2 separate regions of the Homo sapiens genome follow, and region 2 is linked to region 1. A link is an interaction called in ENCODE POLR2A ChIA-PET data of the cell type or tissue named here. Cell type or tissue: Panc1. All regions are shown on one strand. Each heading gives the region's core, and the rest is flanking DNA. Links, peaks and the distances in the headings are about the cores only. Region 1 overlaps DIPK1A (divergent protein kinase domain 1A). Region 2 has its middle 42 kb from the start of MTF2.

The links. ChIA-PET counts read pairs that join two places held together with the same protein. Peaks named below come from ENCODE experiments on the same cell type or tissue, not always from the same donor. Only the 100,000 strongest peaks of a DNase experiment are listed, where the experiment ranks them.
Region 2: POLR2A ChIA-PET joins it to region 1 with 10 read pairs; 3 of 35 experiments call an interaction of 5 or more read pairs at or near these places.

What each region holds. Positions count from the first base shown.
Region 1 is chr1:92,921,657-92,927,043 of GRCh38, forward strand. The region is part of intron 1 of DIPK1A (divergent protein kinase domain 1A); the gene reads right to left. Among named protein-coding and RNA genes, the nearest start is that of DIPK1A, 37 kb to the right of the region's middle. In Panc1, for the core only: no CTCF peak of the experiment used is centred there; a DNase peak (open chromatin) is centred at 2,174; H3K4me3 peaks cover 293 bases.
Region 2 is chr1:93,034,162-93,039,548 of GRCh38, forward strand. No RefSeq gene overlaps it. Among named protein-coding and RNA genes, the nearest start is that of MTF2, 42 kb to the right of the region's middle. In Panc1, for the core only: no CTCF peak of the experiment used is centred there; no DNase peak of the experiment used is centred there.

The sequences.
Region 1 (5,387 bases), core at 185-5,184:
TCCTCGGAGTTGGGCAGTAGGTAAGAACAGGATCCAAAGTGAAGGCTAAAAGTTTGATCCTGCCTCTATTTTCAAGTACCAAACCAGGGTAGTCAGTAAGATAGTGAAAGCAAGTCATCTATAAAAGGTACAAGGAAAGGGACCAGGAGTTCTATCCTCAGCCCTTGGCTCTCCACCTAAAGAACAATTACCTGGAAAGCCCTCAAGCTTGAAGGTCATCAGAATGTGCTCTAATTGTTTGCCTCAGATTGGAGGTTACTGCACAAAGAAATTAAGACCTCACATTTATTTATTTATTTTTTTTTCCTGGTAGAGCAGTCACAAAGAACTTAACGTCTGTTTTTAAAATTTAAGAATTTTAAATCTAAAAAGGTTAGTATTTTAAATGTTCCTTTTTACATTGTTTAAGCTAATACTACTATTTAAATAATATTTATGTTCTCTAGTTTAACTGTTTAATTAAAATCTTAATTGTTTTTGGCTTTCGTTTCACTATTTTGTATGCCCTTTTGCTTAGTTAACAGCATTTTAATCAATTTTCCTTTATCTATAGTTTTATTGAAAAATACATGCTCATTTCAAAAGTAGAAGATTTGAAAATCACAACTTAGTAGTCATTTAATTTTTTAACATTTGAAATATTTCTTTTCAGTTTTTTTGGAGAAATTTTTCTTTTCTTTTTTTTTTAGCATTATTGTACTGTAATCTTATTTAATTGAACTTCTGGATCTTGTGGTAAATAATGCCTCAGGGAGAGGGTTTTCCAGACGAATTATTTGCGCCCAACTACACAATTTCGTCCGGGGAGAATAACTCATGAGGGAACTGTTTGCTTTTAAGTGTAATCCAGATGCCAACACGACACACATTTCTGCAGACTCATCCATGGACACGGTTCAATCAATGCGGTTTGCTAAGATGAGGATTCTAAGAACTCGGGAGGGCCCTATACTTGCTGGCAGTCCTCTGGAAGTCTGAAGGTGTTTAGTAACATAAATCCTATTCTTAAGTTCATTTTGATTTGTCTTTCAGTCAATTAAAACTTTGTTCATTTGTTTTAGTTCTCCAAGAAGGCTATGTGCACAGCATATTTTGAACCCTGGCATACATGAATGTCTGTAACCTTCGAGAATGAAACAAAATGCAGCCAGTACAACACTCTCTAGTCACAACCTTTTCCCCTGAAAACTTTGGCTCACAAGTTCTGGCACTGGTGCTGTAGAAAAGTCTGTCATCCATAGCTACCATCTCCCTCACAGTTTTCATCTCCTTTTTTTTTTTTCCTCTGCATTCTGAGAAAATTTCTCAAATCTGTTTTCCACATCATTGCTTCAGTACACCTCAGGGTGAATCCTGCTTTTAACACTGTCTTCAGTTTATATCTTCACTGCTATTTCATGTCCAGTTTACCTGTAGCTTTCCATGCTTATTGTTCCCTTTTCATCTCAGCCTATTTGCTCCTTATACTTTTTGTGTATGTATGTTTGTTTTTGTTTTTTTGAGATGGAGTCTCACTCTGTTGCCCAGGCTGGGGTGCAGTGGCACGATCTCGGCTCACTGCAACCTCTGCCTCCTGGGTTCAAGTGATTCTGCTGCCTCAGCCTTCCGAGTAGCTGGGACTATAGGCGCCCACCACCACGCCTGGGTAATTTTTGTATTTTTAGTAGAGACGGGATTTCACCATATTGGCCAGGCTGGTCTCGAACTCCTGACCTTGTTACTGCCTGCCTTGGCCTCCCAAAGTGCTAGGATTACAGGCATGAGCCACCTCACTCAGCCTGTTCCTTATACTTTTATACTTCAGTTCCACAGAGGCTATATCTTCCTGAATCAACTAAGGATGCTAGAAAAGTTTCAAAATTTCTTACATTTCTATAATAAATAATTTTCAGAGAGTTGCTCTTCCTCTAAATCTTCATAATGATGTTCCCTTTGTTCTGAAAGTTTTATAAGTCCCATATTGCTATGTGATCTCTCATTTGAGGATGAGGAAAACATCTAGACCTGGTATTTGACAACAAACAGGTATATGAACCACCACTGGCCCCATTCTGTCAACATATGTACTAGTGGAATCGTCTGCTCTAATCTACAGCTGCATAGTTGATGAGCATAACTTCTAATCTAATTCCCAGTGTCTTAACAGGCTTCCATCTGGGGCAGGTCTGCTAAACTCAAATCCAACCATCAGGCTTAGTGTTACACAGAAATGATGGAATATTTCGAAACAAAACAAAACAAAACAAAAACGAAACTACAATCTCCAGCATATTACTTGAGACTCTTTTCGTTATTAGTCCATGGAAAGTCTATCTCTAATTGGCTTCAACTGAAACAGAATTTAGGGACTCAAATAACATACCTCTCCATTTATTTAAATCTTTTTAAATTTCTCTCAGCAGTATTTTATACTTTTCAGTGTAGAGGTGTGCATGTTTGTTAAATTTATTCTTAAGTATTTTTGATGCTATTAAAAGATAATTGGTTTTTAAATCTTATTTAAGTAAAAACAGTTAATTTTTTATTGCCCTTGTATCTCAAGACTTTGTTAAATTTACTTATTGTTTATAGTAGTTTTAAAATTGATTCCTCAGGATATTCTACTATATAAATAATCTGAGAATAGGGAGCTTTTACTTCTTCCTTTTTAATCTTTTTTTTTTTTACTTCTCCTTGCCTTATTGCATTGGCAAGGACATTCAGAAAAATGTTGAGTAGAAATTTTGAGAATGGTATCCTTGCCTGTGTAGCACCCAATTCTGTCGCTGTTCAGGGCGCCACTATATAACCCGCACGGATCAAGGGGAACTGAAAAAAGAGGGAGTGAATGCGGGAATAGAAGACAAAGACAAAACAGTATATTTGGAAGAAGGAGTCAGGGGGCACCTTGCCTCTAGTGGACAAGGGCCCTGAGCTCTACACAGCCCTCCGTATTTCTAGGCAAAAGAGATAGTGAGAAGGTGGGTGGAAGAAGGGGTCAGCTGCTCGGTCCGGAGTAGGCTTTCAAGACTGCATTCTTCGAACAACAGGCTCTAGATGTCGCAGTAGATAACGTCGGTGTCAGGGAGTGATTGAGTCCAGCAAATCTTCTGTCGGCAGGAGCACTTGTGAGTTTGCTCATATCCTGCATTCATGATAAACAGTTTGCTGTTTGATCATATAGCTTCCAGTGGAATGCTGAGTTGGTCATGTCCCATGGGCCTTCGGCTCCCTGCACTTGCCTTGTTCCAGATATTAAAGGCATAGTCCTCAGGGGCTTATTACTAAGAATGATGTTAGCTGAAGTCATGTTGTAGATGCCCTTTATCAGATTGATGAAACTATCTTCTAATTCCAGTTTGCTGGATTTTATTTAAGCCCCATGCTGATTTTGGTCAAATGCTTTTTCTGTGTCTATTGAGATGGCCACATTTCTTCTCCTTATCATTAATGTGGTGGATTACATTTATTTATTTTCAAATACAAAACCAATTTTATATTCCTGGGATAAAACCCACTTGGTCATGTTGTATTAATCCTTTTATTTATAGCTGGATTCAATTTGTTAATATTTTGTTAAACAGCTTTATGTATGTTCATAAGAGATTTTTAACTTTTCATAATGTCTTTACTAGATTTTAGTATCTGAATTATACTAGCCTCACAAAATTAGTTGAGAAGTTATTTCTTCTTCATTTTCTGAAGCTGTTTGTTAGATTTTACAGTGTCTTTCACAAATGTTTGAGAATTCACTTTTGATACTCTCTGGGCCTGAAGTTTTCTTTGTAGGAATGTTTTCTATCACAAAGTGAATTTCCTTGACACATAAAAGACTATTCAGTTTTTTGGGGTTTTTTTGTTTTTTTGCTTTTGTTTTTGAGACAGTCTCGCGCTGCAACCCAGGATGGAGTGCAGGGGTACGATCTCGGCTCACTGCAACCTCCACCTCCCAGATTGAAGCAATTCTCCTGCCTCAGCCTCCCGAGTAGCTGGGATTACAGGCATGCACCACCATACCTGGCTTATTTTTGTATTTTTAGTAGAGATGGGGGGTTTCACCATGTTGGCCAGGCTGGTCTTGAACTTCGGACCTTGTGATCCACCCTCCTCAGCCTCCCAAAGTGTTGGGATTACAGGTGTGAGCCACCGTGCCAGGCCAAGACTATTCAGTTTTTAAATTTAATTTTGTGTCAGTTTTGGAAAGCTGCATTTTTCCAGGAATTTGTTTCATCGAAGGCATCAAATTTATTGGTGTAAAGTTGTTTTTAGAATTCGATTATCTTTTTGAAGTTTACAGATACATAATCATGCTCCTCCTTCATTATCAGTATTGGTATATAATAAGCTTTTTCTAGGCATTTTCAATTTTTTTGATCTTTTGAAAAAATCCATTTTGGTTTTGTTTATTGTCTCTGTTGTCTATTTTCTAATTAATTGATATCTGCTATTGTCTTTACTTTCTTCTTTCTTGGGTTTAATTTGCTTATTTTTTTCCACCTTCTGGTAACTTAAATATTACATTTTAACACTTCTTCCTTTCTAATATGAACAATTAAAGCTATAAATTTCTCTGTAAGCAGTGCTTTAACTGCATCCCAAAAATGCTAACACATTTTTTATTATCATTCAGTTCAAAATATTTTCAGAAATACACTATCTAATTTCCAAATCTTTGGGGGTTTTCCAAATATCTTTTTGTTACTGACTTGTATTTTAATTCAACTGTAATCAGAAAACATACTCTGTTAGATCTCAATCTTCTAAAACTTATTAAGACTTGTTTCATGGCCCTGGATATGGTCTATCTTGGTAAAAGTTCCATGGTACCTAAAAAGACTGTTTATTCTGTATTTTTTGGGTATTGGGTTCTATAAATATTAACTGGGGCAAGCTGGTTAACAGGGCTATTAAGATCTTCTATATCTGTACAGACTTTTGGCTTAGTTGTTCTACTAATTGCTCTAAAAGGGATATGAAAATCTCCAAGTATGACTGTGGACTTGAATCCTTTCTTCCATCTGTCAGTTTTATGGTTTATGTATTTTGAAGCTAATTAGGCATACATACATTTGGGATTATGTCTTTCTGATATATTGAGTTTTTAAAATTATAAAATGTCCCTGTTTATCTCTGGTAGTACTCCTTGAAGTCCATCTTTTCCATTATTAAATTATCTATTCTAACTCTCGAATTATTTGTTTGCACAGTATATCCTCTCCCATCCTTTTACTTTGAAGCTTTGTATCTTTTGTTAAGTGCATGCCTTGCAGACAGCTTAAAGTTGGGCAATGCTTTTATCCAACTTGACAATCTCTATCTTTTAATTGTAATGTTAAGTTGATTTACATTTGATTTGGCTGGATTTGGCTGGACTGGCCATTTTAGTGTTTTGCATTTGTCTCATCTGT
Region 2 (5,387 bases), core at 330-5,329, 110 kb after region 1:
TATTTTCATTTAAAACCGGCATTGCACAACGGAAAGATGAACATTAAAATTCATGGTAATAGTTTTAAATTTAAATTTTTCTTTATTCAGAAAAACATTAAATAGCAAATAAAAAATACCACTGCAAATCCAGGAAGAGCTCAGAAGAAAGGGAAAAGCTTTATATTTTAGCACTTTTTAAAAACAGCTTTACTGAGATATAATTCATATATCATACAATTTACTCACTTAAAATGCACAATTCAATGGTTTTTAGTATATTCACATATAGGTACAGCCATCATCACAGTCAATTTGGGAATATTTTCATCACCTCAGAAAGAAAGATTGATAAATTAGGCAGGTATGGTGGTGCATGCCTGTAGTCCTAGCTACTTGGGAGGCTGAGATGGGAGCACTGCTTGAGCTGATCTTGAGCTCCTGGGCTGAAGTGATCCTCTCACCATTGACTCCCAGAATGCTGGGATTACAGATATGAATCACTGTGCCTGGCCAAGCATAAGGTTTTCAAGGTTCACCCCTGTTGTAGCATGTAGCAGTGTTTCACTCATTTTTTATGGCCGAATAATATTCACTTTTACAGATATGCCATGTGTTATTCATCCATTTGTCAGTTGGTGTACATTTGGGTTGTTTCTACTTTTTGTATATTATGAATAATGCAATTTGCCAGAGGAAATTGACAAGATATTTGATTAAAAAAATTTTTTTACAAAAGATAAAAAAGATTATTGTTTAGTACAGTACTTTTTTTTTTTTTTCTAGAGATGAGGTGTCACTATGTTGCCCAGACTGCAGGGCAGTGACTATTCACAGGCATGATGACAGCAAACTAGGCCTTGGAACTCCTGCCCTCAAGCAATCCTCCCTCCTCAGCCTCTCTGGTAGCGGAGACTATAAGTGTGTGCTACCATGCCCAACTCTTCACTGATTAATTTTGAAGAAATTAGAATATTTAAAAAATCTACTTAGGCCAGGCATGGTGGCTCATGCCTGTAATCCCAACATTTTAGGAGGCTGAGGTGGGAGGATTGCTTGAGCCCAGGAGTTCAATACCAGCCTGGGCAACATAGTGAAACACTGTCTCTACAAAAAAAGTCAAAAAATTAGCTGGGCATGGTGGTGCTTGCCTGTGGTCCCAGCTACTCAGGAGGCTGAAACAAGAGGATCGCTTGAGCCTGGGGAATCGAGGCTGCACTCCAGCCTGGTGTTCGAGCCACTGTACTCCAGCCTGGGTGACAGAGTAAGACACTATCTCCGAAAACAAACAAAAAATCTACTTAGCATGAAAACACTTCAATACATAGAGTACAGATACGCCTGGAGAGGGAGTTCTCCATGGAAAAATATGCTCCAACCTCCAGGATCTGGGACCAGCACAGGCCAATTACAACAAAATACTGACTCCTGAGGTCTGATAAACATGAGTACCTTTTCCCTGAAATAAGCAGAAAACAATAGACATCCTGGTAAGGACCAGGGAAAACCAGCCTCTGAAGCTGCCAGGTGCCTCTGTCTATTGAAGACAGAGGAGAAAGGATTTAATATTTGGTGAGAGCCATTATATTGATTTTATTTGATTTTGTCTCTCTATTGTGACTAGTGGTGGCCATTGAAATAAATCACAGCTGGCTGGTGAATGGTCCAAATGAAAAGAAAACTAGGATATCAGTCTGAATGAAAAAGTACCTCTACGACTTAAGAGTGAGGGCAAGCCTGGAGGATCCTTTAATACTTCAGAATTGGACAGAATGAGTGGGAACTGAGGAAGGATGGTCCCCAGGACACCCATGAGTATAATTCCTGGTTCCCTGCCATTATAGAAGTGGGAAAGAAAAAAGATGTTATGAGAAAGAAACATATAACAAACAACCCATGTAGTTTTTTTTTTTAACTCTTTTGTGGGTAATGTAGACTAACTGTAATGAAAAAGCATAGGCAAAAATAAATGCTATAAAAAGAAATGTTGTTCGTCTAATTACTGATTTATCACCTAATTTTATCGTGAAGCTGCTCTATGATAGCACATATAGGAAGAAGACATGGTCCTTTGTTTTCAAGGAGCTCAGACTAAAAGAAAGCAGGCAAGTCAACATATATAAATCACACTGTGAATAGTGAAACATGGAAATATGAACAAAGTGAATCCCAGAGGAAGGAACTTCTAATTTGGGCACTAATGGGACTAAAGTCTAGAATATTTGAACTGATTTTTGATGGATTAGGATGAGGTCACCATGTGAACAAAGAAAGGAAGTTTATTCTAGCAGAGGGAGTAACATAGCAGAAGACCCAGGACTATTAAAGAGCATAGTTTGGGTCAGGTGCAGCAGCACATGCCTGTAATCCAGCACTTAGGGAGGCTGAGGCAGGTGGATCACTTGAGTCCAGGAGTTTGGGACCAGCATGGCCAACATGGCAAAACCCCGTCTCTATAAAAAATATAAAAGTAGCAGGGTGCTGTGCCTTGCGCTTGTGGTTCCAGCTATTCTTGAGCTGGGGAGGTCAAGGCTGCAATGAGCCAAGATCACTCCACTGCACTCCAGCCTGGGTGACAGAGTGGACTCTGTCTAAAAATTAAAAAAACAAGAAACAAACAAACAAAAAGAAAGAGCACGTTTTGTTTAGGGAATGTGACTGGACTAGTGGGCTGGAGAGTGAAGTGCAGAGCAGGGGAGTGCAGGAGACAGCAGCCCAGGAGAGGAGGGCTCCAACCTCAAGCTACCGCCCAGGAATGTTGTCTTTGTCCTGTGGAATTTGAGGTGTTTAAGAAATGGCCCAGTGAGGTGGCTCTTGCCTGTAATCCCAGCATTTTAGGAGGCTGAGGTGGGTGGGTGGATCACTTGAGTCCACGAGTTCGAGACCAGCCTGGCCAACAAGGTGAAACCCTGTCTCTACTAAAAATGAAAAAAAAAAAAAAAAAATTAGCTGGGTGTGGTCATGGGTGCCTGTGATCCCAGCTACTTGGGAGGCTGAAGTGGGAGGATCTCTTGAACCCGGGAGGCGGAAGTCGTAGTGAGCTGAGATTGCGCCACTGCACTCCAGCTTCTCAAAGAAAAAAAAAAAAGAGAGGCCGGGCGCGGTGGCTCATGCCTGTAATCCCAGCACTTTGGGAGGCCGAGGTGGGCGGATCACAAGGTCAGGAGGTCGAGACCATCCTGGCTAACACGGTGAAACCCCGTCTCTACTGAAAATACAAAAAATTAGCTGGGCGTGGTGGCGAGCGCCTGTAGTCCCAGCTACTCGGGAGGCTGAGGCAGGAGAATGGCGTGAACCCGGGAGGCGGAGCTTGCAGTGAGCTGAGATCGTGCCACTGCACTCCAGCCTGGGCAACAGAGCAAGACTCCATCTCAAAAAAAAAAAATCAAAAAAAAAAAAAAGAGAGAGAGAGAAGTAATATGATCAGATTTAACTATGTAACTAAGTGCTGCAGGAAGGAAGAATCTTTGAAGGGAAAAAAACAGAACTGAGGCTCAGAGACCAACAGGAGAAAAGGCAAGAAATGATGCGTTAGGGCACTGGCAATGGCAAGGGAAAAGAAGAAAGCTCTGAGACACATTTCAAGGTATAATAAAAAAGATTTAGGGATCAGCTGAATGTAAATCAAATGCAAACTGAAAGCTATATGGTTGGACCTACCTAAAAGTCCTCAACTGTAAGACAAGTTTACAACAGGTTGAGAAGGCAAGGCAACCACACACACACACACACACACACACACACACACACACGCACACACACAGAGCCCAGCAAACAAACAATAGCCTAGGCAGTAAATGACAAGTCATTTTGTACATGATAGACTTTTTTTTTTTTTAACAGTCTCACTCTGTCACCCATGCTGGAGTGCAGTGGTGTGATCTTGGCTCTCTGCAACCTCAGCCGCCTGGGGTTCAGGCGATTCTTGTGCCTCAGACTACAGGTGCCTGCCACTATACCTAACTAATTTTTGTATGTTTAGTAGAGACGGGGTTTCACCATGTTGGCCAGGCTGGTATCGAATTCCTGACCTCAGGTGATCTGCCCACCTTGGCCTCCCAAAGTGCTGGGATTACAGTCGTAAGCCACTGCACCCAGCCTCATGATAGACACTTAATGCTTGATGAATGAATAAATGGGTAATACAGTTGACAAATGCTATAAGAGTCCAGAGTAACACAATGGTACACCATGAAGTGCAGTGTGTATGAGAACAGGCTTTAGAATCAGGCCTTTTTTCAAATCCGGCACAACTACTTAGCAGCAGGAGGAACTTGAGGTTACTCAACCTCACTAAGCTTCATTTTCCTCATTTGTAAAGTGGGCATAATAATCACCTCTTCAAAATGTAGATGTGAAGTATAATAATATAATGTTATATAAAATAAAATAAAATATAATAAAAAATATTTAAAAAGATGTGAAAATAATAAAAGTATTTTATGAATAGGGCCTAGCACGTATTGATCAACAAATGATATGTATTACATTTATGATGGCTTGGTGATGGTCCAGGAAGACTTCTCTAAGAAGGTGGAATCTTATAGAACCTAAACAGGATTCTGTAGGAAGGGTACTATTCTTGTTGGCAATGAAAACACAAGACATTCATTATAGTCGTGAGGATTGTTATGAGCAAAATTGAAAGTAAAACAAGGCAGATTCATAAACTGATTTCTCTGTGCTTCTTTTCTGTACTTCCATAACATTCTGTACTTATAGGGTTTTTAAGGTCTAATTCCTTCACTCCTCCTTGAAAGCAAGAAATGTGTCATTCATGGCTGGGACTGTATTCAGTACCTGACATTATCCCTCATACACAGTATGCATTTAAACATGATGCTGAATGAATAGAGGAATAAACAGATCTCCATGGAGCTCAGGTTCGGCTGCAGGATTAATCAGAGATGGACACTTAGTGTGACATTGTCACTGATATATGTTATCAGCAGGATGTATTTTTTTTCTCCTATGAAGTAGTTCTTATTTGAGTCACAACTGGAGGATGGTTTTAGATCCTTGGCAACATAGGGCAGCAGCTTGATTCCTTTCTGGCCTAGAACCTTAAATAATAAAGTATTTTCAAAAGGAAATTAAAATGCATTGGAAAGATATAACTTTATAACTTCTATAACTCATTATTAATAGATTCCAGAACAGATCTCTGAACAATTCTTCACAGTAGCACAAGAACCTGTTATAAGCAAATGCAATCAACCCTCCAACACTTTCTGGAAATAACTTTAGTTTGTATGAGAATTATTGTTTTAAAATTACTTTTTGCTCTCTATAGCTTCACTATTTATCTTGAACATTCTGGATGAAAATTGTAGCCTTACTTTTCACACAGCTAAAAATTTAAGTTATCTAGAATATACTTTAAAAAGCATTATGGATGCCGGGCACTG